Regions from separate parts of the Mus musculus genome. Here region 1 is linked to region 2. The links are chromatin loops, found by intact Hi-C in ENCODE. Cell type or tissue: heart. All regions are shown on one strand. Links, peaks and the distances in the headings refer to the core of each region. The heading gives the core; the rest is flanking DNA.

What was found. Peaks named below come from ENCODE experiments on the same cell type or tissue, not always from the same donor. Only the 100,000 strongest peaks of a DNase experiment are listed, where the experiment ranks them.
Region 1: a loop joins it to region 2, with 2.5 times the contacts of the local background. A loop is called at or near these places in 1 of 42 quality-filtered maps.

Annotation. Positions count from the first base shown.
Region 1 is chr2:144,450,691-144,465,910 of GRCm38, forward strand. It overlaps the pseudogene Zfp133-ps and the pseudogene Gm38402. Among named protein-coding and RNA genes, the nearest start is that of Gm46768, 38 kb to the left of the region's middle. In heart, for the core only: no CTCF peak of the experiment used is centred there; a DNase peak (open chromatin) is centred at 8,601; H3K4me3 peaks cover 1,317 bases; H3K27ac peaks cover 1,084 bases; H3K27me3 peaks cover 319 bases.
Region 2 is chr2:144,544,253-144,559,472 of GRCm38, forward strand. Rbbp9 (retinoblastoma binding protein 9, serine hydrolase) reads right to left here and starts at 6,607. Exons shown (of 5, transcript NM_015754.2): 1 at 6,428-6,607; 2 at 4,852-4,894; 3 at 3,742-3,847; 4 at 122-207. The coding sequence starts at 6,526. Sec23b (SEC23 homolog B, COPII coat complex component) reads left to right here and starts at 11,977. Exons shown (of 20, transcript NM_001252544.1): 1 at 11,977-12,072; 2 at 14,955-15,189. The coding sequence starts at 14,969. Gm34292 (a long non-coding RNA gene) reads right to left here and starts at 12,383. Exons shown (of 1, transcript XR_003953925.1): 1 at 10,123-12,383. In heart, for the core only: no CTCF peak of the experiment used is centred there; a DNase peak (open chromatin) is centred at 6,519; H3K4me3 peaks cover 1,187 bases; H3K27ac peaks cover 875 bases.

The sequences.
Region 1 (15,220 bases), core at 6,855-10,854, 91 kb before region 2:
CATCAACAGATGGCTGCTAGCTGTCAACATTGGAATATATTTTCAAATTAGTAAGCCCGTAATCCTTGCTGATGGAAGGTGTTGGCAGGAGGATTCAGTTCAAGCAAGATTCTACATAATAAGGTTGAGGCCAGACTAGGCTTCATCAGACCCTAATAATTAGGGCTGGAAAGATAGCTCAATTAGTAAAGGGTTTGATGTGCAAACCCAAGAACCAGAGTTCAGATCCTCAGAACCCAAGTAAAAAGGGGGCGTAGTGGCACACTCGTATAATTCCAGACTTGTTGAGCTCCATCTTCAAGGAGCGATCTGATCCCAGGATGCTCAGTGCTTAAAAGTACTTGTTGCTCTTGCAGAAGACCTGGGTCGGTTCCCAGTAACCACATAGTGGTTTATCACCATCGGTAAATCTTTTTAAAGTAGTGGTTGAGTTCAAAGCCAGCCAGAGCTATGTAGTGGACATTGTCTCAAAAATCAAAAGCAAAAATGGGAGGGGAATTGAGGAAGACATCTGACATTAACCTTCCTACCTCATATGTGTGAATACATACACATAAGTACACTATACACACATATATCATTTTTAACAACAACAACAACAACAACATATAAATTAGGTCATTTGTTCTAGGAAAGCCAAAGGAAGAGAGCCTGGTGGGAGGGCCTCAGAGCATTGGTCGTGGGCTGCAGAGATGATACAACAGTTAAGAGATTTTGAAGACCTGGGTTTGGAGAGGGAGGGAATCGGGTGAATCAGAGACATACTGAAGCATGGAGAGGATCGGGCCAGGAGATAGCTATGGCATTATCTTGTGCGGGTGAGGAGACCTTGTTTGATTCTGTGTCTTATTTACTGATGAATCTTTAGTGTCTAATATAGTGGGGGAGGGGGCATAGAGAAGGTGATCAGTAAATGTTTTGACTGGATAAGCAAAAAAGAGAAAAAAAAAAACCTTCAGTCGTTTTTTTTTTTTTTTTTTGTAAAAAAATACAATTGAGAAGAAATTTGAATAAAACCAGAAAGTGAGACAATTAAAGATTGTATCAATCCCTGACAAGCCGTGACTAATATTTATTGAGTAAATACCATGCTTTCAGATAGTTAAGACACACAGCCTCATAAAATCCTCACGTGACATATGGAACCTCACCTAAGTTAAGAATGCCTCTCAATATGCCAGCATTCACCCTGGGACAGCCCAGTATTACGACAAATACCTTAGCTACTGCTATTGGCATGATCACCCTATCACTTCAGTCCTGTGTCTGATAAATAGGGACAAACTTTCTGTCCCTTTCTCATCCTTCTTCTAACAGTGATGTGCATACACATGGAATTCAACCCATGGCCGTTTCGTCAATGACCTCTCTCTGCCAGTGGAATAATCCCTGCACAGATAAAGGCGAGGTCTGTATTCCAGCAGCTTGTCTGATACTATGAAGTGTCTGGACAGTCCATGTTCTGGGTCACTGCAATATGGTGACACGCATGTGTACCTAAGGCTATTTCACCGTAACAATGTTCATACGACCCCAGTTTTACAGCTTCATTTGTTAATACTATAAACAAATAGTAGTTGGCACAAAGTACCCACTCACAGGTGCTGAGTCACTGATTGAGTTTATTCTCTGAGAACCCCAGGACAGCATGCTCTTCCACTCCCCTAAATGAGTGGTTGTAGTAACCTACCTGTAGTTCACTTTAGTGTAGAAAATTACTGTGGGATTAAAGCTGTGGTTGCCCCATTGTTCTTCAGTAATATTTTTAATTATATAAATAATACAATTAAAAGTTTCCAGCAGGACATGGTGGCACACGCCTTTAATCCCAGCATTTGGGCAGAGGCAGGTGGATCTCTGAGTTTGAGGCCAGCCTGGTCCACAGAGTGAGTTTCAGAACATCCTGGGCTACATAGAGAAACCCTGTATCAAAAAAACAAAAACAAAACAAAAGTTTCTATTCACAGATATTTGAAAAATTGAAACGTCACCAGATTCCTCAGAGTCCTTGGCTACCCACAGCACCAGGGAAACGTTGGACAATTGAATCCTAATGGTTGAAGAATCAGCTTGCAGGAGAAAAAGCACTAAGCAAAGAAGTAATCACTGTGTGTAGGGCGACCCCTGCTGTTCAAAGTTCAGAAGCACGTAAGAGAACCACGTCAGGGACTATGTGGACTAGAGGTTCCCAACCTTCTTAATGCTGCGACCCTTTAATGCAGTTCCTTGTATTGTGGTGACCCCCAACCACGACTCTTTTCATTGCTGCTTCATAGTTGTAATTTTTCTATGGTTATGAATCATAATGTAAATATCTGTGTCTTCCAATGGTCTCAGGTGACCCCTGTGAAAGATCCTTTGACTCGATCAAAGGATCACCAAGGGAGAAACCTTGAATGGACGCTCTCAACTCAAAGCACAAAGAATCATGGTTCAGGGCCGAGAGATGGCTCAGTGGGTAAAGGCGCTTGCTGCCAAGTCTGATGACCTGATCTCAGTCCAAATGGTGGGAGGAGAGAACTTAACTCTTGCTAGTTGTCCTCCGACCCCCACACAACATAAACAAACAAATGTGTGAGTGTGAGGCAGGAGGGGAGAAAGAGAGGCTCTACTAGCTCAAAGTTACAGGTTATAGATGCAGAAACTGAGGCTCACAGGTGAACCCCAAGAGGTCAAATGCCCTGTCTGCGCTCACCCCGAAAGTTCAGCCTTGAAGAAGGAGGCGCTAGATTCTCTGATGTGGACTTTCCACTGAGGGAGATGGAACTCCTAATTCTAATCTCTTTTGCCTTTATAAAAATTAGCAAACATTTGTCATAACTTCACTATCTTTAAATCAGTGTCTTCAAAAAAATTTAAAGGTACATTTATTTATTTGTGTGTTTGGGAGTGGCTTACGAGGTTCAGAGGACAATTTTTGGGAGTCAGGTCTCTTTTACCATGCTGTCCAGTGAGTCAACTCAAGACATCAAGCTTGGCAGCAAGTGCCACTATGCAATGAGCCGTCCTGTCCCAATGTTCCTTTTTTGGCCCGAGTGCATGCGTGCGTGCGTGTGTGCGTGCGTGCGTGCGTGTGTGTGTGTGTGCCTGAGTGCATGTGAATGCTAAAGCTGGAGGTTGACACTGGGCATCTTCCTTCATCATTTCCACCCTGTGTACTGAGGCAAGGTCTCCCAGTCCTTGGGGCTGGCTGATCCAGCCAGTTCACTCTGCCAGTTCCATAGATCGCCTCTGTCTCTGTCTCCTGAGTGCTGGGATTACAGGTGGCCACCATGTCTTCGTGACTTTTATGTGGCTGCTCAGGATCTGAACTCAGATCTTTGTGTTTATGCAAGCACGTTTTCCAAGGAGCCATCTCCCTAGTCCTGAAAACACTTATTATTACAGAAAAATCATTATCAAAGATAACACCTCTCCTATTTAACTATATTCATCTCCTCTTGCCCCTGGCTATAATTTTGAAATGTGTGCTTAAGATAAAATGTGAGTTTAAATACGGGAAGAAAAATACTAAACTACCAAAAAGAATCCTGCTCTTTAAAATGCCATCAGAAAAGAAAAGAAAAAAAAAAAAACCAGAAATGTTTCATACAGGAGGCTAGGAGTGTGACAACTTCCCCCTAACTCCAGGCGGGAATGTACTAGAAAGTTGAAGATGTTGCAAAACACACCAGCAGGTCACTTGGGAAAGCAGAATTTGAGGTAGGCTGATAAAAAGCATCGTCAGCATTCTGGTTTCTGTTGTTGGTTGCTGTGCCCATGGAATAAGTTTTCATTTTTAGGAAGTCCTTGCTTGGTTCCTTTAGACACCTGTGGTACACACAACTTAGCCCTAAACACTTCAGAGAAAAGTATGGATGCATGTGTGCGGAGAGAAAGCAGGAGAAGCCTAGAAAGGGCTTGTCTACCCGTGTACATTGACAGGCTCCAGGGTAGACACTGGACAGTCCTTCGTCCCACTTTGCGGCTTACTTTGTTAAGCTTGAAATTACTTCCAAATAAATACTCTAAAGTAGATGGATGTAGCAGCCCTGAGTAGTCCCAGGTCTCAGAAAGCCGAGGCAAGAAGATCTCATATATAGTATGGGTCTGGGCTACATATTGACGTCCTATTTCAAAAGTGCAAATCCTATATTTTAAGGAATTGAAGGTTAAAAAAATTTTTTTAAAAAAAAATCACTCTCTCTTATTTTATGTGCATTGGTGTTCTACCTGCTTGTGTGTGTGAGGGTGTCAAATGCCCTGGAACTGGAGCTACAGACAGTTGTGAGCTCCCATGTGGGTACTGGGAATTGAATCTGGATCCTTTGGAAGAGCATCCAGTGCTCTTAACTACTAAGCCATCTCTCCAGCCCCCATTTTCTTCAAAGGGTTTCTCTATGTATCCCTGGCTGTCCTGGAACTTGCTCTGTAGACTAGGCTGGCCTTGAACTCAGAGAGATCTGTCTGCCTCTGTCTCCTGAATGCCAGGACTAAAGATGTATGCCACACTGCCTGGCTAAGGAACTAAAGTTTATTAAAAAATATTTTTCCAATTAAAAATAACCATTTTACAGTATAAAAATTGTCTCCGTGTTTGTGAATATGCATGTGTGTGCTGTGTGTGTGTGCCTGTGTGTGTACACGCATGTTTGTAGAGGCCAAAGGTATCTCACATTCCGGTGGAACTGCAAATGGTGGTGATCTGTCGGCTTTTGCTGCTGGTGATCAAATGTCAGTCCTCTGTAAGAACAGTGCTCACTTTTAACTGCTGAGGCATCTATCGAACCCTATATATTATTGTAAAAATTAACCAACCTCGTGACATACTTTTGAAGCAAACCATGCACTAGCAAAAAGAGCTCGTGAGACCACTTGGGAAAGGTGAGGCTGGAAGGTGAGCTCGGGGCTTAGGTAAAGTTTCTGTAAGTCCTACCTAACCTATTTATGCCTGTGTATTTATTTCTGTTATTTTCCCCCCAACTTGGGTTAAGGACTTTCATAAAAATTGTTTCCCATTAATAGAACCATTTAATGCAGTGAATTTGATATCAGAATTATGGCCTTTGTGAAAAGTATTCTTATGCTCTTATTATAAAGCAAAAGCTACTAGGACTTAAGAAAGGGTTGTGTTCACCTCACACAGAGCTGAAAAGGATTTCTGGAATGTTCGTGTTGTTCTATAAACCAGGAGACTGTTTTCATTAAGAATTGAAACCTGGCACTCTGGATCCATAGAATGGCTATGAGATTAGTTACAGAGGACTCTGTTTGGAGGTGAGAAAAAAATTTACTGAATTAGATCCCGCAAAACTCTGGCTTCCAGGGACTGTTCAGAGTTCCTGACTCTTAACAGATATAGCAGAAGGGGACACATTTGCTTAATTATTTGACAAGCAAGGACTGCTGTGACTGAAATAAGGGCCACTTGCTGTCCTTTCTTTGGGTTTTTCCTGAACAACAGTTTGAGCACGTACCAGCCAGCCAGCCTTCATTTCATGCTCCCTGTGGGTTCATTGTGCTTCTCACAGGAATTCTACACTTCTGTTGCTCATTCCAATCTTCTTTTGATGAAGAATCATTTGGGGTTTCAACTAATGAGTTGTTGCTGTTGTCGTGTGTGTTGTTAACAGCAGCAATTGGGAACAACGAGGAAAATAACAAAATGTATGTAGAGAATTCTGCAACTTCCTAGTCAACCAAACCAAGTCATGTAAAAGAAAATCCAACAGTTGAGTTTATGCTTCTGTGAGAACCTAATGGCTTGCTCTTGAACTAACTATTCAGAGGCAGTTATCCAAGTACAACAGGAAGTAACGACCTACATACACAGCCACTGCTCAGCCTATAAATGTCTTAATAGAATCCCTTTGTCCAGCAACTTGGCAGCCTGGGTCTCAAGAGCTTTTCTGTTCCAATTGCATGTGCCATGATTGCCACGTTTAGAGACATTGTTTCAAATGTATCCTGTGGAGATTCAGGGTACAGCTAATTGGCTAAGCATGGACATTTGTGGAAGGAATCTCTGTGTTCAGTCTATCACAAACAAAGCAAAACCTGTATCCTACTAAATTCATGCATTCAACACTAAGAAAGAAAGAAGGGCATAGAACCATGGAAACAGATACCCAGCCCCTGGGAAGTCTCCACTTCCATGGGCATCGACAGGAGATAATTAAATTATTTGATATCTCACCAAAAAGTGTAGGCACACTAAACCAATAATGGCAAAGCCCATTTCTCAGGGAAAAACTCCATCCTCTCTCCCAGGATGACATTGTGCCACGATTGTATTTGACATGGATACATCAAGTCAGAAGGGGTCAAAACAGAGTAAATTTCATACATCCTAAAAATGTATCTTATATAAATATAGCATAGCATATAATAAAGTGTGTCTCAGATATCAATAAGGCAAAGCACACTTCTGAGGCATGTGCAAGCAATTCCACCAGCATAAGGACACGCCAGCACAAGGACACGGACTGGTTGGGTATAAAGACTATAAATATGTCTACAATTTAGCACAATTATGTTAAAAGGTTTTACAAGAAGATAGAATACTGATAGCTGAAACATTCATGATGTATGTCCAAGCAGACATCAGTATGAATCACACACCATTACCATTTTTCAACCACTGACCCAGCTCCCTGCTTCTGCAGCCATGGTGTGCCTTCACACCACGATGATTCTAACCCTCTGGAGCCACAAACCAAAGCAGCTCGTTCTTCCTGAAGTTGCTGTTGGTCATGTTATTTTTTTTTATAACAGCAACAGAAAAGTAACGGTTATACCAGGCTTCGACTCTACTGTTTAAGCTGTATCTTTACCCACCCCACCCCTCAACTAACTTGATTTTTTGGTGAATCATGGCAATTGTAGCTATCTTTTTCTTTTGTAGAATACTCTACTGAAAGTACCCAGGGAAAGAATAACAAACCATTTAAGCCTAAATCATTTCAAGTTTCATATTCATCTATGGCCTTATTGATTCTCACAAACTATCTGTTATATAAGGACTTGTCTGAGCATCAAGATCATGAGAAGAATAAACAAAAATGTTGTGATTTAAAGCAGTGTCTGAGAAAGTAACCTGCCTCCATCTTAGGCTTGCAAGCCATCTGATAGGAAAAACTAACTAGGGTCATTCCTATTTATGACTAGATTTCTGTTTCTCAGAGTTGGGGCTATGCCCTGCTGGTAACCTGAACTTCAAGTGGTTCTGTACTGCCTGTTGTAGGAATCAGCAAAGATGCCTTTGTCTCAGCAGGTTGCTATGACCACCTGTTGTATGACGGGTTTGTCATGAATACCTTGTTATGACCACCATGCAACCATGTCTTTGCTTCAGAAGGTTGTTGTGACCAACTTTTTCTGCTTCTGTAACCCTGCCTACTTGCCTACAGGAAGTCCCCTATTCCTGAGCTATAAAAACCTTTATCTTTCTTATCTCCAATGCTGATCTTTTGAACCCTACTTTTATGGAAATACAGCCCATGTTCCTGAATTTAAAAAAAAGCTTGCATTAATTATTTTATTTTATTTTTTATTTTTTGCTTTGGCCATGATGATTTGTGTCAGTGGTCTTTCTCCTCAAATCTGTGGGATTATCATGTCCAGTTAGTTACAGACGGTTGTGAACTGGTGCTGGGATTCCAACTGAGGTCATCTGTTAGAGCAGCCAGTTCTCCAACATTATTCTTCCATACAGTTCCTTTCTGAGCAAGCACCCACAGCCTTCATGGTTTCTCAGTGAAATCCAGAGGCACGGTCATGAACTCAGTGAGAACCGCTATGCTGTGCACAGCTCTGCTCAATCTGATCCTGCACTTGTCCACAGCTCAGGATGACTGAGCTGGCTGTGCACCGCAGCTACTCATGGCTGATGCGGGAAGATCACGGCCAGCCTGAGGAGTACAGGGGATGACCACAAAAAAGCCCAGGTTTCTCTGGGGTGATGTGGCCATGTTGGCCCAATCTTAGGGTCTCAGTTTATTCTTCCCTGAGCTTTGGAGAGGAGTCAGTCAAGCTGGGACACACTCATCAACGTTTTTCAAAGCATCCAAAGACTTAGAGACTACAAGAATCCCAGGATGAAAAATTCCTGGGTTTGACAGCCCTTCAGTGTTAAGGTGCTTTTGGGCAACTTAGCGGTTCAAAAGAAAAAAGTAAAAGGAGAGCTGTGCCTGTAACTCATTCTCGGAGCTTTTGCCTAAAATATATATTGTACTGGCTTCAAACCCTTGCAGGCTCCCAGCCCAAGGCCCTGAAAATCCCCCAAAGTGCTGTTCATCCATTTAGTAACCAAGAAGCATCTATGGGTCGCCACTTCCGCCGGCCAGTGTGTTTGTGTTTGGAGGAGGAAAGGGGTGTCATTTGGCACCGGATGCGGAAATCTCTGCAGGGGTCACGGGGAGTGCAGCTCCTCGGGCAGTGGCAGGAGAGTTTATGTTTTAAATGTGTTTTATGAACGCGATTTTAGGAAGGAGAGGGCATCCAGATGCCGCAGCAACCACTCTCCATTTAAGCAAAGCAGGCGTCCCAGAAAGGGACTGATCAGAGGTCAACGGGAGCTACACGCCTTTCGAGCACAACTGGTGTCGCGGGGCATGCTGGGAAGCATGTTTCTTGTGCCTGGAGCCCTCTGGGTAGTGTAGTCCTGGTGCCTGCTGGGCACAGGGGTGGGAGGTGCTCCCCAGCTGGAGGCTGGAGCATCCCTTGTCCTTTGGTGAGTGCTACTGGAAGCTGGAAGTTGAGGGAACGCAGGTGCGGGTGTGTTTTCTTGTGAGATGGACACGCATCTCTGAGGGCGTTGTGTTAGCTTCAGCTGCGAACCCCAGGGATAGATGGATGCAAGGCTCGACCCTTCTGTGTTAGGGTTCTTGTGGGTGGGGACAGGTTCAGGATTGGTTGAAATCCCAGCATTGGTAGAGATCGCTCATAATATAAGTCCCCATGTAGGTGAGGCTTGAGTGAGGAAACTTTTAAGGTTTGATACTTACTAGGTGGCGGGGTGGGACTGCCTCTGGATTTTTGGGTGGTTTGGGGAGCTGATGGTCTTCGGGTACTACCACCCCCCAACTTTGCTGAGGTGTCCAGGTGTCTATATTGGCCTGATTTTAGGTACTCAGTTTAGTGCCCCCTTCTCCCAAGTTAGAGCCTTGGAGAGGAGGCAGTCAAACTAGGGCCCATTCCTCAAGGTGTTTTGTTTTGTTTTGTTTTTTGAAACCTGGTTTCTTTGTGTAGCCCCGACTCTCCTGAAATTTGCTCTGTAACAAGGCTGACCTTGAACTCAGAGATCCACCTGCTTCTGTCTCCCAAGTCCTGGGAGTAAAAGATGTGTGCCACCACCTCCCATGCTCAAGGTTTTCAAAGCATCCAAAGACTTAGGTGACTACAAGAAGTCTAGGATTTTAAATGGAATTTTAATGTCTTATTTTGGAGAAGTTCCAAACAGCCAGAAAGATAGGAAAATCCAAAGATCTACCACCCAGATTCAAGTTTGTCGCCATGTGACTAATCATGATTCATCTTAAAGCGGACACACTGGGAGTCCTTACAACCCCAAGGACTCTGGTCTTCACAGCCATGTTTTCCCAAGCTGTCACTTCATAGTTTTGTCACCTCAGCAGGGACCTGATCTCATTGTGTCTCTAGTCTCATGTGTAAAATGACAGTAGTATCTACTTTGAGTTGTTGGAAGAGTAGAATAAAACGTGCCTGCCAGGAACAGTCTCTAGAATGTTCTAAGAGTCCAGGAAGTATTGACTCTCATCACTACTGGCAGAGTGGACCATCTTACATCTCCCAGCACCTTTGGGCTCCTGACAGCCCAGTTTCAGGTGCCCTTCCCTTTTACGCCCTGAACCAGGAATATGTTTCCTTTGCTCTCTTTGGACATCTTGTATTTCATGGTGTCCCGATGCAGGTCAGAGCCCTAGCTGGTTCCTCTAGGACAGTTTTTGCAGGGTCTATTCAGGCAGGCTATACCTCCACTAATTTCCTGTGTTCTACCTCAGCCCTCATTTATCCTGCTCAGTCCCAGGGGTCATCAGGAGCCAGCCTCTGTCCATCCTCATTTACAGTTTGTCCTGCTGGAATAGTTTTAAGGAATTTTCAGTTACTTTCCTGGCACATAACTTCAGTAGACATCACACACACACAATTTTATTTTAAAAGACACACAACTTTAATGTGTACAATTTCGTCGTTACACCCAGCAACATGAGTAACTTGTTAATATGTTTTAATATTTAATCCATATGGACTCCTCCTCAGTTGTTTAAAGAAATCTGCTTTTCGCTGCTTTTCTCTCCAGCCATAACATCTGTGATTAAAGGCAGGTGAGAGAAGTACCTGGAATTCTGTGTGCTGGCTTTCTCTTTCTGCGTCCCTCCTCCTGTTTCCCTGAGCCTTGCTGTTCCATGCTTAACAACTCTAACTTCGATCTGCTGATGCAAGCTGGCTCTCCGCATTTGCCTTGCTTCCGTGGTCTTTGCAGACTCACTTTGCACTTGGTTGGCTGTGGCACTCTCTATTCCTACATGTGCTCTCTTAAATCGGTGAGTTAGAATCCTATCTTCTGTCCGTCTCTTGCCACTCTCACACTGTAGCAGGGGTCTTTCATGTCTACACACCAGGATACTTCCTTGTCAAGGATCTGACTTGATCCTGCTCTTCTCCGTATTTCTCTGGATAGTTCCCCTCCTGTGCTAATTCTTCAAAGGGGAGCAGGGCCCTGGCAACGCCCTTTTAGGTTCAGACGTAAGTCCTTGAGGTCATCCTTGATTCTTCCTTGTTTTTTACAAGCTGTCTATGGCAGCCGAGTCTGAAATCGAATGACCTGTAACCCCTGCTGCTTCCTCTGTGGTCTGTGTCACCATTGTCCGGGAATGATCATTGCTATCTCTTGTCCTCTTCTTTTATTCTCTTATGTTCCCCCCTCCCCTGATAGAAACCACAAGGATCTTTTCAGCCATAAATCAAATTATGGCATCCATTTACAAAACCCTTCCCCGTGGCTTCCCATCCTAATGAAAGTTAAAACGAGTATTGTATAAGGCTGGGTCTCCCTGCACCACATTTACATTTGGGCTTCATCTCTGTTGCTCCATCCTGACACTTGGCATCAGCTGCATCTGTTGTTCTTTACCTTGCCAGCCTGACTGTCTTGCATCAGGGTCTTTGTCCTGGCTCTCCTCTCGTCTGAGATGCTTACTCCTCACATCCTTCAGATTCTGTGACCTTATAGAGGTCTCTCTAATCACCCTAGTTAAAATTCCAGAGCCCCAGCCATGCTACTACTTTCCTTCAGTGCTTATTCATGTCTGTTAAAACGAAAATGTTTTTGTTAAAATGTTTTCTTCATTTATTCAGCTGTAGTCATTTAAGTATTACCAAGATGATATTCTCAATATCTTTGATGCTTTCGTGGGTTCACTTGAAGACTGGGGCCAGCAAGGACCCCTGGTCTCACCCTCTCCATATAGTATGTAGTACTTGACCATAACCCCAACCCCTGCTTCTGGAGAGTAGTTGGGACTTCATAGATGGTATCTTAGGATTCCCAAGAGTGAAAGCTGTCTAGCATTCTTCGGATGTAAGCTTGCCATACAGTGTTACTTGCACCACATTTATTAGTTAAGACAAAGGTAACCCCAAACCAATGTTTAAAGCTGCAATGATTTGAACAGCAGAAAACAAAATGATAATGTCATATTGTAACCCCAAAGATAAGGTAAGGACCCATCTGGACATAAATAAATAATTGAAGTCAATAAACAGGAAGATGGGACAGCTGTTCCTACAGAATTCTAATTAATGAATTTCTGATGGAAAAGGAAAGGAGAACATGTCATTTTGTAAATATCGTAATAATAACGGGTGTGGGTAGGCTTCGTGGATGTATGGTTAAATAGGTGAGTGGAGGTTTGAGGAGACACAGGTCACTGGTATAGTCTCCACAGATCCCTCAGCAGGGTGAATGATAGTGCTATTCACACCAGTGTGAATATAGTGTGAATGATAGTGCTATTCACACCAGTGTGAATATAGTGTGAATGATAGTGCTATTCACACCAGTGTGAATATAGTGTGAATGATAGTGCTATTCACACCAGTGTGAATATAGTGTGAATGATAGTGCTATTCACACAAGTGAACGCAGACCTGCACAAGTTACTGCTCTTCCTGCTTTGCAGATACATTCTGAGGAGCATGGTGGACCATGCTGTCTTTTTTGGAGGAGTCACTGTACTATTCTGTGGCTGGGCCATTTTATATTTCCTCCTGTAATGTGTAGTGGTCGAGTTTTCACGGGTGACTATTTACATGTCTTCCTGTTTGTAAGCAGAAATGACACGTTTTAGTGTTTTTGGGGTTCATCTCTCATCCCAGCTTGAGAAAATGCTTTTGTAAGCTTAAATATGTTTTTCATATTTGGTTGAAGAGGAAGGAGAGATGGTGTGTGTTTTGGTATTGTTTCATCTTTTTTGCTTTTCAAGAATCCGGATTTCCCTTGCTTGCTTGTTTTTCCCTTTACCTTGCTCTTTCCTTCCTAGAAGGGGATTTTACCCACAAGCCTTTTAGAGAAAGCTTGCTCAGCCTACACCCTCTCATTTCTGTTCTCCTTACTTAGATATACTTTCAAGAGACTGTCCTTCTTTGGGGGGCCGGGAAAGGTGGCTCCAGGGTTCCAGAGAGCCAAGGGAATGATTCCTGTCGTCCTGACGTCATAGGATGGACACGCCCTCTTCTCTTGTCCTGAGTAGCTTCCTGGTGCTTCTTGGAGTCCAGCTCCTGTCCTGTCTGAATGATGGCACTTGCAGGCCCCACTCAGTGTCCCTTTGTGCTTAGCCCAGGTATCTGTTATTTACTTAGTAATGAACAGTGCACCACACAGTTCTTCAGTATAAAACAGTGTCCACGTTCTTTTGTTCCTTTTCAAACCGTCTACTGGCTGAGTGTGACTTCACAGTAAATAACAGGAAGGACCAGGCATCTTTCTCCCCTTATAGACAATGATTGGATTGCTGGAATAGGCCAGGCTTACCTATTTTGAAAGACTTTTAGCTTCAGCCTACAGCTTCCATGGGAAGGCATGAATAACATGACAGGTCGTTTCAGCTGAAGAATAGGCGCTCTCTGTCCCCTTGCCCTCATGGCCAGCAGCCTTGTACCTGTTACCGAAACAGCTTGCACATAGCTGTCAGGAGCCACAGTGGACAATCCAGCTATCAAGGATCCACATACTTCTGCCTCCCAAGCGTTGGAGTAAAGGTGTGTGCCAGCTATGCATGGAAGGAGAAATTATTTCTTTTGGCTCACAGTTTCAATCTGCCGTGGTAATGGGGCCTGATAGATCACAGCAGCATGCGCCATGGCAGCCAGGGAGCAGAGAGAGGGAGGGAGGATAAGCATGTATGTGCTGACTTTTCCATCTCTTCCATCCAGGCCCAGCCTGTGGGGTGAGGCCACCCCCTTTCAAGGAAGGTCTTTCTTTCTCAGTGAATTTTCTGTGCACCCCCCCCCCCAGTCTCAGAGGCACTTTACTGATCTCCTAGGTGTTTCTCTACCCAATCAGCTTGGCAGTCAAAGTTCACTGTAGTAGAGGTTCATTTACCCAGCGTGGAGTAGAATCAGTGGATGCTTGTCTGAGTCTGTCGTCCTGCTAATCTCGAGTAACTGCTAACCCTCTGCACTGGCCCCTGAAGCTCCTCCCTCAGTCTTTGCCTTTGAGTCTCTTCCAGAGGCCACGTCAGAATCCCTTCTGAACCCTAACCTACAGCTTTCTTTTCTGGTGAGCAGGAATTCCATTTTCAAAACCAAAGCTCATCACCCAGCTAGAGCAAGGGACAGAGACAAGGCGAGAAGAGAGGAAACGTTCACAGGCTGCCGGTCAAGGTGAGTGACAAAGGCCTAGGCAAATGGGACACGGGGCTGTTAGTGGCCCAGGAGGCTGAAGAGAAACTGGAGTTCTCTTTCAGCCTCTGGCTGCCCATGCAGGCTGTCTTCACTCCGGGTGTCTCTTCTCTCTCTCTTTTAAAATCTATTTTTATTTAAATGAATATAAATGTGGAGAGTTGCGTATTGGTCTGGTTCACACATCTGTTAACTGTGGTGCTTTTTATTGTCTCAAGGCTATGGGGCTTATTTAGACGTAGCAGGAGATGCAAGATGTAGGGATGGGCTGGGGAGGACTGCACATGAAGAAAGTCTTGGTAAGGTAGTACTGAAGACAAGGTCACCATTAGGTTAGGTAGGACTGTTTGGGCTGTCCCTGCAAGGACTCTATCTATTCTTACTCACTCTTTCCTCTGCAGCACAGGCAAAGTTGGAACTCTGCCCTGGTCATGTGTGCCCTCCAGATCTCACCAATCTGAAATGCCCTGTGCAGCACATGCCAAGTGATCACTCCCCATTGATATTCACATGCTTGTGTGTGGAAAGTCAAGTTGACCGAGGGGACTTGAGTCAGGGGGTCCTGGAGAAGCAGCAGCAAGCCTCTGATAAGAAAGAGCTCCTGCAGAGATAAATCAGAAGGTAGAGAGAGAGAGAAAGTGCCAGGCCTTCATCTGAAAGGACAAAGAAAAGGAATTTGGGAGCCCTCTCTAGGCCACCCCAGAGGCAGCCAGTCAGCTCCCCTAATGGCATCAGATGGGTAGAGATGGAGGCCAGCCCAGCTCAAGCTGAGAGGATTAAAGAACCAGAGACTTTGCTGAAGCAAATAGAAATCATGGGATTTGGAATGGTTAACTGTGAAGAGTGTGGGCTGGGCTTCAGCAAAATGACAAATCTGCTTAGTCACCCGAGGATCCACTCAGGAGAGAAGCCGTATGTGTGTGGGGTGTGTGAGAAGGCCTTGAGTGGAAAGAAGAGCCTAGCCAGACATCAGAAGGTACACTCGGAGAAAAAAAAAATGTGTGCCAGGAGTGTGGGCAAGGTTTTAGCCGGAAGTCAACACTCATCATTCATGAGGGGACACACTCGGGTGGGCGAGAAGCCTTAGATGTGCAGGGAGTGTGGGCGTGGCTTTAATCAGAAGTCAAACCTCATCATCCATCAAAGGACACATTCAGGGGAGCAGCCTGACATGTGCAGGGAGTGTCGTAAAGGTTTTAGGCAGAAATTAGCTGTTGTTAAACACAAGAGGACACACTTAGAGGAGAAAAACCATTGTGTGCAGTGACTGTGGCCTTGGCTTCAGTGACAGATCAAACCTCATCTCCCACACCAAAGA
Region 2 (15,220 bases), core at 4,474-8,473:
AAAAATCTCCCATTTGCTCTTTATATTTTTAGGGTTGAGAGAGAATAACGATTCTGTAACTTGAACAGTCTGTCCTGTGTTTAGGGAGGGGCTTTTCTAGGGGCTTGTCCTAAAGACTTACCACTTGCACGCTCATTTTCATCTCCCAAGTCTGATGTGTATGCAGACACCAATACGAGAGCATATACCTGATGTGTCTCTGCATACCTGGAATGAGACAGACAGTGTCAATCATACATGGTGTTATTAAATCTGAAAAACAGTAACACACCTGATACAAGTTCACAGAAAGGTATTTAGTGTATGCTTCTGAGATAAACACGAAAAACATCAAGAGAATTTCACAACCACTGTCTCTGACATGTGCATTTATCCACCGTTTTATGAGTTAGCATCACTTGGGTGGTCACCATGCTGATTCAGACTTCTGGGCTCAGCCTTAGGGCATGTGGTTGAGCGTAATGGGACTAAGGCCCAGGAGCCTGCGTTTTAAGGCATGCAGTCTCTAACCCATTTGACTAATGCAAATAATCTGTGAACTGTAATTTAAGAAAAGCTGGACAAGGGTGGAAAAATACTTGTACAGTCCGTTGCAGAGGCATTCTCATCTGTGTTGTAGTACATTTGGCTCCACTCCCAGACAAACTGGCCCCTTAAGGGCAGGAGTTAGAACAGCACCCTACACGTAGAGCACCAGCTCATTATCTGCAGATGCCCTTGCTCAGCCAAGAGTAGGCTGAGGAATGATGCGAGACCTTTGAGGAAGTTTTTGTGCTATGAAATGTTTAGGGCTAGAATTCCATTCTTGAAGATAAACCTTTCCGCTGGGGACAGCATTAACCTTAGCCCTGGACAATGGCTGTATAGATTCCATTTGTGCATGACTGCTTTTCAGTTTGCCTTGGTGTGAATAATTATTCTAGTATTATACCTGATTTTCCTATTTCTTCTTCTGCTCTGGTGAATTCTGTGAAACTAGTTGTTCCTTGATGTAATGATTAAACAATTACAAATTGAGGTATGGGGCACAGCACAGTCCTAATGGCCTAGGTGCATGCTGTGTGCTCTCATCTTGGAAACAATGTAATAACTGCACAATAGTAATTCCAGATTAATGTTTAACCTGCAAAGAAAGTTTAAAGAAATTATTAGAAAGTGAAATAGAGCCAACATCAGGACCCGGAGAAATGAAAAAACTATTGAATTTATGAAGTAAATTTTGCACAATATTTGAGAGGATCTCCTAGATAAGCAAGTATAGAATACATAAAACTATATACTAGTAAAACTAAGCCAAAAACACTGGGACTCTTAGGAGAGTCACTGTGTGCAATGTGCAGAAGCAGAAAACTAGCAGAACTGCTGAGCTAAGGGTTAACCTGACTCTTCTGGCCACTGCCTGGCAGCTTTGCCCATGTCGTTTATCATTAGAGCTTCCCAGGAAAATGCAAGTAGCTGACCTTGGAGCTCTGAGCTCTAAAGTACAATAAGTCAAAAGTTAAAGTTTAAATAATGATTAAGTTTGCAATTATTATTTTGGCCACAGGCCTGGGGATAGGGGAAGCTTGAAACTGGGGAACAATTGTAATTCTTGATTCTTTGTGGCATGTGGTTATTCTTTTGAATTTGATTTAGCAATGATTATACAATGTCTTTTTTTTTCTACCTGCTTTTGGGGTATCAAAAAAAGACTGGGGCAAGAAAAAGGCGAGAGAGTGAGTGGAGGGTGAGTGAGGTACGCATGAGGTGTGTGGGAGGTGAGTGGAAAGTGAGTAGAGTGTGGGGAGAAGAGTGTGTGTGTGTGTGTGAGAGAGAGAGAGAGAGAGAGAGAAGAATGAGTGAAGAGAATGTGAGGTATGTGTGGAGTGTGAGGAGAGTGTATGAAGAGCGCGTGTGTGAGTGAAAGGGGAACGCACAGAGGTGTGTAGGAGTGTAGGAGTTTGAGAAAAGCAGAGAACACAGGAGAATGCAGAGTGCGAGCAGCCTCAAGCTTCGAGCAAGAGAGCAGAGAGAGCGTGCAACTTTAAGCCTTGAAAAATTGCCTATCAGTTTGTACCCCAAAATTTGTCTGTGTGTTTATTATGCGCCTTCTAGATAGTCCTGCTTCCAGTTGAGAACTCCAATCCGGTGTTGAGGCTGGACCCCGACACCTTTCCCCCAGCTGGTTACTCAGAAATATCAAATCCACAGAAGACAAGAGAAGTACCCAGATTCATTAAGGCTACCGCACTTTATACTTATCTTAGCGTGTGTCTCCTATGAATAACCTTAGCGATGTTATCACACCAAAACCAGTTAGTGCTGCCTGTTCTCCCTAAACTGAACTAGTTTTCTCACAGTAGGACCAAGATTAAACATTTTCCCCAAGATAGCATTGCCATCACTTCAGAGACATGTGTTCCTTTGTCCGATATCAATGATACTAAGTTTGATTGCTTGTTAAGGTGTTTCTAGCACTTTCTATTGAAAAGGCTCAATATCTCTTAATAATGAAGTCAGCTAGCATGCCCCTTATGACTATATAGTTTCCTATTTCTTCATACCCTTACACACTGATAGTTCAGGATTTTTTTTTTTTGTCTCTCTTAACTTTAGGAGTCCATTCTTAGGAAGTTGCTGACAGTCCTAATGAATTCAGAAGACTTACATAAAACTATTACAGCTTTACCAATAGCTGGTTAACAAGGAAGAAACGGACAGATCATGTTTCCACTTCTGAGGTCAGCACTGGTCCCCCGCACACTTGTAAACATCCCTTTTGCGATCACTGCACCATTATTTTCTGGATGTGTACTCAAACACGTTATCCCCATCCCCTTGACTGGTGTAGCTAAAAGGTTATAAAATTTGGCAAGATTCCATGACAAACAATTCACATGGTATCTTGAGTGACTGCTTGGAACAGCCTTTGTTACCAGGATAAGAATTGAGGAAAAAAACTCAATCTTAAACAGCTGGTGGCTAATTCCTTACTCAAGAGGCTAATGGGGAAAGCGAGAGATTCTGATAGAAGCCTTACTTAAGGGTGTACATGTGAATCCCAAGGACTAGGGGGTTATGGGTGGGCAGGGAGAGCAACCTCTACTCTTCAAGAGGTATTTGTTGGGCATATCAGGCTCTGTCCTAGGCACTGTGATGCCTTGTCAGTGGGCAAAGTCCCATCTTCGTGGAGCTTCCAATCTGTTACTAGGAACAGAGAGGAGATCAATGTGTGTCGGATGATAAAATGCTGTGGGTATACAAACAAAAACCCCCCCCAAAATGCTGTAGATAATAAAATATAAAGGAGACGGGACCCAGTAGGGCAAGGCTGCTCTTATATGGACAGAGCTCATCCAGAAAAGGGGACATTCAAGCAGAGGGACAAGGAGAGAGAGCAGGCAGCTCGTAAGATGATGTTCCTCCTAGAAGGCTGAGCAGGATGCGGCAGGTGTGCACTGAGAAGAGTCCAGGAGCTACAATGACATCACTGTGCCTTGCTAGGAGGAGAGAAGAGGGGAGGGGAGATATCAGAGTCGAGATTGGGGCCACAGAAGCTTTTAAAGGATTACTGCACCTGGTCAAAGGAGCCAGTTCCTTTCAATCCCTTAACAAACAAGGAAGACATTAGGGCAGATCATGTTACCACTCTTGAGGTTAGCAGCGGTTCCTTCCTCTGCAATGGAAACTTAAGAAACACAGCTATTTCCCAGGCAAGCATGTCTGCATTGCACACAGGGTGGCAAGTCAACAGGACCATACCTCATGGCTGCGATGGCCCCGGAACTGTGGCCTATGATGATGGTCTTCTCGTCACAGTGCAGCTCTGTCTCCATGAAGGGCAGCCAGATGCTCTCTCGCGCTGTAACTGTGGTCGGGGTAAAAATAGAGTCTGGTACCTGGGGCAGCCTGTAAGTCTGATGCTGTCCTAGCCTCTCTAAGTTAACAGCTCACAGCTTTTAAATGGAGGCTAAGTAAAAGTGGCTATGTTAGCAGATTCTGTCCTGTGGTTTAGTAGAGTTCTGCTCTCCGCCCCTCCCTTGTACACCTACCATGTTCTTAAAAAACAAAAATACATTACAACTGAAGTGAAGTCTCCCTCCTACCCATTTTTCTTTTGTGAGATAGAGCCTCCTCATTGTGCAGCATAAGCTAGGCAGAAATTTACCGTGTAGCCCAAACCAGAATCCTCTTGCCTTGAGCCCGCGAGTGTCAGGATTAAAGGCATATACCATCATCACTGGCCTCAATGCTGATATTTTAATGTGAAAATTTAAACTTGGCAAACAAATACCCCAGCTGGAGGTACAGCTCAGGGGCTGAGAACTCGCATAGGATGTGTGAGATCCTGGGTTCAGTCCCAGCACCGAGAAAACAAAATGCACAAAAACCACTTGACAACATTCCAAAACCCATATATGAATTCTATGACTTCTTTCCTGAACCAAGTCATGGACGGACTCCTCTCCCCAAAAAGGGCGATCTTATAATTTTAAATACACAGGAACTCTACGAGATACTGTGAGGCTTTATTTTACCTGTTTCACACAGAACACCTAAATCTTGCCTGAAGATGTCTATGGACATTTAAACATGGAAAATACAGTTGCTAGCTTACAAAGTTAAAAGTTAAATTTTACCATTTCCTGGATGCTTTTCTTGTTACTGAAATCGTCTGTGTGTGTGTGTGTGTGTGTGTGTGTGTGTGTGTAGGCTTAGACCCGCCACCTCGAGCTCCCTGCTTTATTTGTTCTTAGCGTTTATTTATTTTGTCCTTTTTCTATGATATTTCTGCTTCCAAGCCCCACCCTGCAAATGGTGAGCTCAAAACCTAACAGATGAGGCTTTTCAAAAAACAAATTTCAGACTTACTTGGGTCAGGCATGTTTTTAGCCAAACACTGGAAACCAGGAATCTGTGACGTAAGGGAGAAGAAAAAGCTATAATAAAGAGCTTAAAAATGTGACATCTGATATGACCTCGCTTAGCTCAGTAAATATTTGCTAATATTATGATGTGAAATAGATTAAGTAGTGTTACAGGGCTTCAGATGAATATACAGTCACATATGATAGTTTTCTATCCAGTTTTGTAGAAGTCCTCAGAGACTGGTTCCTGCACTTGCAATCTGTGCTTATCTCCAAGTCATGTACCTATAGAGAAGACCTAAGTGAACGTGCTAGGGACAGAATGACCTGAGCTGAACACTGTTCCACAGAAAGATGGTCAAAAAGAACAGAGACACCACTGAGGAAGTTGGGCATCCCATCCCACTGGCCATTTTCAGCTTGACCCAAGAGTTGGTAGCTTTGTCCATAACTTTCAGTCACAACCCTGAAGTTTTATTCCAAACAGAATCTTTTCTCCTGAAATTCTATTCTAGAGGCCAAAGCAGGAAACCAATTTCTGGGATATAGAAGAGGGTTTTGTTTTATTAAAAGTTAAGCACAGGCTGGGCAGTGGTGGCGCATGCCTTTAATCCCAGCACTTGGGAGGCAGAGGCAGGCGGATTTCTGAGTTCGAGGCCAGCCTGGTCTACAGAGTGAGTTCCAGGACAGTCAGGGCTACACAGAGAAACCCTGTCTCGAAGAACAAAAACAACAACAACAACAAATAAGTTTTAGGCACAGGACCACCTAAGGTGCAATTATATATTTTATACACACACACACACACACACACACACACACACACACACACACACATTCATTCTATAAAGTTCACAAAGAAACCACATTAAACAATCCGTTGTTTAATGATTATAATCATGGTTGTAAAAAATACTTTTAAGTTTTAAAAGGTGTAGCAAAAAGGCCAGACAAGCAGCCCAGCTGGCCAAGGCATTTGAAGTACAAGCCCAGTGACCTGAGTTCGATTCCCAGAACCTGTGTAAAGGTAAGAAAGAACTAATTCCAAAAATGTCTTCTGACCTCCAGATGTGCCCCTGCACACAATAATTTAAAAAGAAGCAAAATAAACTTCAGAATGTCATAAGGGTGGGGGGACAGGGAGCAGACGGATTATTCAGAAGATACGGGCAATGTTCTTATTTGTCCTGAGAGTGTAGCTCAATTGTACAGGACACACAAAGACACCTTGGGTTGGACAGCACAGGAAAAAAAAAATCTCAGTTTGGTAGTTTATTGTATACTATACAATCCGTTGTTTATATTAAATATCACATAGTGAACTAAAAACAAAGAAATGAATATAAACATAAAATTATCTGGAAAGTCTGGAATCTAAACTGGCAGCCGATGGGGGTGCGGAGGGGGCATTCTCTCTAGTTGTAAAACAGGTTTTCCTTTTAGTGCCAAAACCTGCGCCTTCTGCTTTTTGAGCTGTTCGCTAGGTAGTATACGGACCACATCTGCGAGCCTCGCCTTTCGTTCCCTCTCTCTTCACTCCGAGCCAAGCTGGTTGAAGAGCAGGGGCTAGCATTCCTTACCTGCTCCAGCCCCTTTTTCACCCAGCCGTACCAGCCGTGGGTGGCCACATCCCCGCCTCCGTTCCCGGGAACAATCACTGCCTTGTTGGGGGACGCCATGAATGTAGACGTGGGAGACCCTTGCCCAGCTTGGACCAGCAGCTCTCAGACCAAGACTACATCCGGCCCAGAGCCTGCACTGCGGACTTCTGGGAATTGTAGTTCTTGGATACCTGCAGGCCTACGCATTTTCTGGCTAAAGCACAGGCAGCTAAACTCAAACCCTGTGAATTACCATCAAATATTAATTATCTTTGATTTACCCTTTTCCAGCGTTCTCATACTCCACATCCCTTATGTCCTGGCAACAGTGTGCTCATAATGTGTTATCTTTTTATTAGTTGTACCAATACTTCTTTAAGGAAGGTTTATTTTTTTCAAATGAACTTTCCTTAATTTGTTTAAGACAGTTTCATTACGTAGCCCCTTACTGGCCTGGAGCTGTCTATGTAAACCAGACTGGCCTAGAACTCACAAAGATCTGCCTGCTTTTGTCTCCTGAGTGCTGGCATTAAAGGAGTGTCACCACATTCAGTCAGTGTTGGGTGTCTTCTTTCCTTCATTTCCACATTACATTTGGGTTTTGCGACAAGATCTGTGAATTTGGAGCTCATTGGTTTAGCAAGAGTAGCTAGCCAGTGAGCTTCAGGGACCTCTCTGCTTCCCACTCCATGAATGCTGGACATGAGCTGTGTCTCCAGTGTCCTATGCTATCCACTACCACTGAAGCTCCACTTTCACGGGCTCATGCAACAACCTTTCAGGGCTTCTTGGCAAACAATACAACCGGGTCATATTTTGTTAGTGGTAGCAGCTTTCTAGAATCTGAGAGCAAGCCTCCATGTGCTCTCATTTTACCTATTTATTTATTTTTAAGTAAGGTCTCATTAGGTATGCTGGGCTGGTTTTGAACTCACAGACATCAACTTACCTTATATGCCAATGTGCCTAGCAAATCCCTCTTACTCATATTTGGCATGCTTGCAAGGACAACATCACATGAACAATTAACACCAAGTTCTGGTGCCACACGAATGCAGGCAGACCCTGGTGAGCCATGGTGCCATGTTCCAGCAGTAAACCCTTGAGAGGGGTGGAGGCATTCTCTCCTTTTAAACACATTTGTCCTTTTAGGAGTCGAAACCCTAATGGGTGGAGTCTGATCCTCCGGGCACATTTCTTACTGCCCCAGTGTGGAAGTTTTCCATTAATGGTGTCAATCTCTTTTTAATTAAAGCTGCTTTCTCCCTCTCTCCCTAATCTGCATCTTTTAACATTTTCGTGTTCTCATTCATCCTATACTGCATTTTTACTTCCTCCTGCTAAAAATCTATCATAAGCCACAATAAATGTGATAACAATAGCCATGCCTCAGCCTAGATGTAATGTCATACTCATTTGAAACTTCTTCATCCACACCTGGCCAAGGAACATGGGTTCCCAGTTCCATCGTTGAAGGCATGCAGAAGCCATGACATCCATGGCTCACCAGGGCCTGCCTGCATCTGAGTGGCAGCAGAACTTGGTATTAACTGTTCATGTGACATTGTGGACCGATAGATGGCCCCTATTGAATTTGGTTCAGTTGAGTTTTCGGGACACAGTGAGAACACAGCCATGAATGGTCTTTGCCAGACTCTCACACCAATGACCTCATTTCTCAGCAGTTTTTGCTCCCATCTGAAACGTCATAAGCAGACCTTTTGTTGTTCATGTTTCTATTGGCATTCCAACTTTCCAAAAGTCTCATTGGACGGTCCATTCATCTCTGCCTATAGCTCTCTAATCTCCAGCCTACAGCTTCATATTCTTTTAACATTGTCCCGTAAACAGTTCAGAAAGGCCCAGGAACTACACTGATCATGTTCCTCACGGAACCAACTCACTTCTCAGTACAATATTGTTCTGTGTAGACTTTTATTGTTGCTGTGAGAAAACGTCTGACAGAAAGCAACTTGGGGGATGAAGGGCGTACTTTAGCTCCCAGTTTAGAGAAACATAGTCTATCATAGTGGAAAGGCATGAGGGCTCACAGTTCAGAGTCTATATGCCGTGAAAGACATGGAGGCAGGATGGCTTAGTCTATAGTGTCAGCCACAGAGAAAGGGAAAACCAATACTCATCTGGCCACCTCCTTTCCTCACTTTATTCAGCCTGGACCCCCAACATAGGAGATGGTAGGTCTTCCTTCTTCAGTTAGGCCTGTTTAGAAATGCTATCTTAGGGCTGGCGAGATGGCTCAGTGGGTAAGAGCACTGACTGTTCTTCCAGAGGTCCTGAGTGTAAATCCCAGCAACCACATGGTGCTCACAACCACCCGTAATGAGATCTGATGCCCTCTTGTGGTGTGTCTGAAGTCAGCTTCGGTGTACTTACATATAATAATAAATAAATCTTAAAAAAAAAAAAAGAAATGCTATCTTAGATACATCCATAGTGGTGTTTCCTAGTTGGTTCTAAAATCCAGCTAAGTTGAGAATATTAACCATTACAATATGCTGGGAGTCTGTAAAACATTTTGAAATAGACAAGAGAAATTATATCTCATGGATTGACGGGCTTTTTATGAGATGTGCTGATGTCATCTGAGGGATGTGTACTTTCATACCTGGACTTTACAGCTTGGTAGAGACAGAGATTAACTTTAGAAAGTTGATGGGTACACACACACACAAAACTGATGCCCATAACAAGTCATATAATGCTGTGTGGTAGAGAATATAAGTTTTTATAAATGAGATTTTTCTTTCTTTCTTTTTTAAGATTTATTTATTTATTTATTATATGTAAGTATACTGTAGCTGTCTTCAGACACTCCAGAAGAGGGAGTCAGATCTCCTTACAGATGGTTGTGAGCCACCATGTGGTTGCTGGGATTTGAACTCAGGACCTTCAGAAGATCAATCGGGTGCTCTTACACACTGAGCCATCTCACCAGCCCAAGATTTTCTTAAAACCAATTTGAACATCTTTATTGGTTTCCTCATTAACAGGTGAGTTAAGTAAATTGTTTGGAATATCTTATTTGTATAATATTTCTTTTAAAAACTTTATTGTATCTATTATTATTTTTATTTGTGTGGAAGGTGCATGTGCTATGGCATGGGTGTTAGGATCAAAGGACAACTTTGTGGAAGTGTTTCTCTTCTTTAATAGCCATGTGGGTTCCAGGGATGGTCCTCAGGTCCACAGGCCTAGAGGCAAGCATCTTTATCTGCTGAGCCATCTAGCCATGCTCTACATGTTTTCACTAAGATTCCAGAGAGAACCTGGGTTCACATCACTGAAGAGCATGTTCCAGGCTGTTGAAGCTAAACTGTTTCCTTTCCCTTGGGTCCTAGAAGGTGGACGCTAAGTAGAGGGCACTGCCCCTCTAGCTTTCTTTCTAATGATTTTCAGTTCTTCTTTCTGGTTTACTCATGGCTGGTTAGTTTACTCTCCTCCCACTGATAGTAACAACCACCAGAAATTTTGTTTTACCAGCCATTTGGTAATCTCTTTAAGGGAACTAAAATTTACAGAGATAACCTCCTAAGTAAGAAATGGCAGCAAATCTAGTTTATAGTGCTCTCCGTCTCGGTCATTTATAAGACTGCCACACCAAAGGGGAAGAACAGTGCCTTCTTTTATAGTGCACCAAACTTTAATCTTTCTGATTTTTTTTTTTTTTTTTTTTTTGGACCTGGGGCTGAGACTGTAGAACTAAAGCTGTATGTTCTTTATATGTCAGTGTGTCTGCCTGGCTAGAATGAAAACGAAAAGACTTACATCTGTTTCTGTGAGAGAACAGGATATCTTGCTACCCGCGTTGAGTCACAATAAGTTAAATTATTATATTTCTCCAATTAAAAGATCTGTGTTACAGAAACAAGTACTTTGTTTGTTTTGTTTTTCGTGACAAGGTTTCTCTGTGTAGCCCTGGCTGTCCTGGAATTAACTCTGTAGACTAGGCTGGCCTGGAACTCACAGACATCTCCTTGACTCTGCCTCCTGAGTGCTTCGATTAAAGGCATGCACCACTATTGCCCTGCAAGTATTCTCTTATATAAATAAAATACTTCTAAATTCCCCCAAGTAAGGACATTCAATCTTGTATATTTTGAACATGCAATTAAAAAAAAATCCTCTCTACAGAAATTACTAGTGTAGAAATAATCCAGGTCCAAAAATTGAAAGGGAAATATTTGACAAATAAAATCATATTAGTGTTTGTTATTTAAAAAGCGACTTCTTTTTTTCAGCGTTAGATATAACGAACATGTATATTTTATTTTACATTTTACCTTAGGAAGAGATAACTGCATTTCCCAAACATAATTTAAGGTTTTAAACATGCCATCATTAACATTGTTATGTTTATGATGATGAGAAAATGTAAATTTATTTTAAAGATTGTAATGCAAACAGTAATATTTTATAGTACCACCTATTTAAACTTAAGTCCCTATGATTTATAGACGTCAAAAAGTTTGATTTAGCCGGGTGTGATGGCGTGTGCTTTTAAATTGAGGAGGCATAGGAAGATAGAAGAAAGCAGGGCTTCCTGAGTTCCAGGCCAGCCAAACCTACAGCTAGGCTCTGTCTTAAAGAAAAGTTTGCATTAGTAGGAAACTGGGTTATTTAATGGGTACTCTTTGAATAACATGTCTTAGCATAACTGTAAGATTTTAGTTGGCGGGATGAAGGGTTGGTTGAGTGGCTATGTGTATACTGCTGGAGTTCAGTTCCTAGCACCCGTGTTAGAGGATACACAATAGATTCTTCTGGCCGCTGCAGGCACTACACACTCGCTGAATTTGCTGCTATTTATTTATTTATTTATTTTTGCCACTTGTAAGAAAGTGTAAAAATGACTGCGGCGGTCACAGAAAAAGCTGTGTTACCCATCAAAACGGACTCTGATAGTTTCCTTAAGTGTCTGAATAAGACCATCCCCAATTACTCACTTCCTTGCTGGGGAATGGCAGGAGGATGTTCACCAGAAACAGTTTTTATTGAGCACAGAAACCACAGCAGCAACGAGAAGGGAAAGTTTTGTACCGCGAAGAGAGGACCCGCACCCGCACTTGCTGAGCTCAAAAAGATCACCAACTAGCGGCCGAGACTCTCTGTCCCCTCCTAGCCCCTTCCCGCAGGCTGAGGGCCTCTCCGGACAACTCCGGGCTACGCGTCCCTCTTCTCGCTTCCCGGTAGCTAGGCGATGAGAGGGACTTCCCCCTGAGGCAAACAGACGTCATGTTGTGTCAGGGCGGTCCCCTGAGGAGTGCTGGATGCATTTGGATGACGGTTCCGCAGGCGCCGAGGTTCTGTGAAGGAGAAAAATTTCAGGATATATTCAAGAAAGTATGTATCCTGAGGAATTCTACATTCTAAAGTTTGTTGGGTGAGAAACCACAGCCTTGCCCTATTCAAAGATGGAGGCGCAGCTTTTCTGACTGTTTCACTTTCTCGGGTCAGCCAGAGAAGCGCTCTCTGATTGGCTAGAGCATGGCGCCGCGAAATGACGTTTCGGAGCGGTGACCAATCGACTGTGAGCTGAGGTGGACTTGGCGGTGGAAGCCGGAGTTGAGCTCTGGTGTCCGTGGGGCGCGGAAGGTTCAGTCCCGGTGAGTGGCTCCGGACAGGTGAGCGGCTGGCTCTGCAATGGTGAAGGGGCGCATAGGAGGAGGGCCGAAGCCAGACAGGCCGAGGCAAGGTGGGCTTGCTTATGGGAAGAATCAGAGAGAGTTGATGACCCAGAAGCCGGCTCAGAGTGACTCGTCCGCGCCGTGCCTGAGAGCCGACGGCCGGTTTCTGACTCCTTAGCCCTCGGAATTGGGGTGTTGGTGGTGGTGACTCGAACATCCGGAAGGACCGAATCCCCATGAAAACCTTGAGTTTTGCTTTGTGATAAGTGAAACCAGAAACCAGATCTTCAGTACAGGATTAGGTATTTAACTGTGTCTACAGATGGTTACTAAGTCCTGGAAAGTTATGTCCTGGAGAGCTTAGAGGGGCTAAGATATTTTATTGGATGCCTTTCTTTTATCCACTCACTCATTCATTCATTCTCTCTTCATTCACTCAGTCATTCATCCATTCGGCTATTTACCTCTTCAGATACCCTTACTCGTTGAGAGTTTGATAGGAGCATTTTTCTCAGCACATAGAATTTAATAAAAATACATAGAACGTCAGAGGATTCATGAATTCACTGAAAGCCTCTGTGGATTACGTGTTTAGGATTAAGAAGCTGGTTTAGAATAAATCGAGGAAAGGAGGCAGTGGGAAATAGGAGCAGGTGTTAATATGTTGATACTCGGGGACTTATACATTTACGTAAAGAACTTTATAGAGGGGTTACCATTATTTAATGGGGTTTGCTGAAGTAACTGCTGGAAATGGCGATGTTAGAATGTGCTGTGACTTATTTACTACCCCCCACCCCCACCCCCGCTCCCAGGCGCCTAAGTGCTTTCTGTGTAGTTAGGGTTTTATCTTCTTGTATTTGCCAGAACTAACAAGTAGATGTGTTAAGAGTTTCAGTTGGAACAGACATTTGGGACTTTGTTGTATAGAGTCTGTATGGTAGAATAATTAATTTGCTTTTCTGGGTATGTAAAATTGTCCTCACCCAAATTATTTGCAGGATATATCTATATATCTATATCTATCCCTATGTAACCCAGGAGGCTTTGTACTCTCTTGATTCTGCCTCAGCCTCCCAAATATGGAAATTACAAGAATATGCTTCCATTCTCATTTCACAGGTTTAGTCGTCGTCTTCTTCTTCTTCTTCTTCTTCTTCTTCTTCTTCTTCTTCTTCTTCTTCTTCTTCAGTTCAGTTTTCTGGCTTTCCTTTTTTTAACAGTCTACTTGCTTAAACATGTCATTTGCATGTGTGTGCACCTGTCAAGCCACTCATAGGCAACTTTTGTGATCTTAGGTCTTTCCTTCCATCTTTTTGTGGGATCTGAGGCTCTAACTCAGGCTGTCAGACTTGCGTGGCAAGCACTTTACCCCCTGGACCAGTTCATTTTGCTTTCCGGATTGGCTTGCTCAGTTGACCTTCAGTCACTCATGTGTCAATGTATTTTCAATCACACGTAGGATGCATTTGCTTAACAACATTGGGCTATCCGAGTCTGAAAGCTTCGTCTGAAAGACTTAATTGTTAAAGAGTCTTTCAAGGATGATCATAAGCAAACATGGTGAGGAAGGAGAACATGGTGAGACTCAATACAAAAGCAAACTTCCTTTCATAGTTGTGGTATGCCCACTAGAAATGCTTCAGTGTCAAGCTGCTTCCTGTTAATAACCGGATTCTCAGGTCACCATACAGTTCTGTTCTCTACAGTTAGCAATGTGGTGGGGGTGGCGGGGGGACAAACAAAAATCAAGGTTTCTTGGCATGTGGCATTTCATACAGAATTTACTTTGATTGATAAAGAAAGGAAGGGAATCAGGAAAGTTGTTGGATCATGAAACAGAATTTGAGACTTACCTTTCGACACATAGTTGAAATTGGCTTGTCTCAGAACTGTAACTCAGTACTTGAGTGTTTGCCTAGCACGCACAGGGTCCTGCCTTTGACCCTTAGCATCACAAATAAATAATTACTCGTGATATCCAACTATACAAGTTAACAAATGTTCAAGGAGTTCAACCTCTAACCTTTTTGACTACTTTTTTCAAGTACTACAGAGATGGTTTGAGAAAGTAGCCTGATTATTTTTTTTTTATTTTTTATTTTTGGCCAACTTGACACAAGCCATGGTCATTTTAGAAGAGGGAACCTCAGTTGAATAAATGTCCCTATCAGATAGGCCTGTGGGGCATTTTCTTGATTGATGTATGAGGATCTAGCCCACTGTGGGTAGTGCTACCCTGAGGTAGGTGGTCCTGAATTGTATAAGAAAGCAGGCTGAGCATGTCTTTAGGAATGAGCCAGTACACAGTGTTCTTCCAGCCCCTGTCTTAGTTCCTGCTCTGACTTTCCTGGAAGATGATGGACACTACACAGAAAACACCTGAGCACCTTGGGAGTGAGGGATAGTGTATGAGGGTGGTGTATGGGGGTGGAGTGGTGTATGGGGGGTGGGGTGGTGTATGGGGGGTGGGGTGGTGTATGGGGGGTGGGGTGGTGTATGGGGGGTGGGGTGGTGTATGGGGGGTGGGGTGGTGTATGGGGGGTGGGGTGGTGTAAATTGAAATAAATCCTTTCCTCCTCGGGTTGCTTTTGGTCCTGGTCTTCATCATAGTAGTAGAAAACTAAGGCAGAAAGGATGAGTAATCAACTTTGGGGGTCCAAGAGAAGGTAGTTACCTTTATCCTGTAGTGATGGGCTTTTCTTGGTGGGGTATTTGTGGAATGCTATGTTATAAGACCATCTCCTTGTTTGGGACTGAGTGCTGGGATTTCTGGTGTAAGTCACTGCACCTGGCTTGAAACCATCTTTTTTTTTGAAGATCAACTGAGAATTTTGTATATAATTAAGCTTTATCTTTAGTTTCCTTTTAGACCATGGCAACGTATCTGGAATTCATTCAGCAGAATGAAGAACGAGATGGTGTGCGTTTCAGTTGGAACGTGTGGCCTTCTAGCCGCCTTGAAGCCACAAGAATGGTTGTGCCCTTGGCTTGTCTCCTCACTCCTTTAAAAGAACGCCCAGACTTACCTCCTGTACAGTATGAACCTGTGCTTTGCAGTAGGCCTACCTGCAAAGCTATTCTCAATCCACTTTGGTATGGACTCCTTTAAAAAAAAACTGGTAAA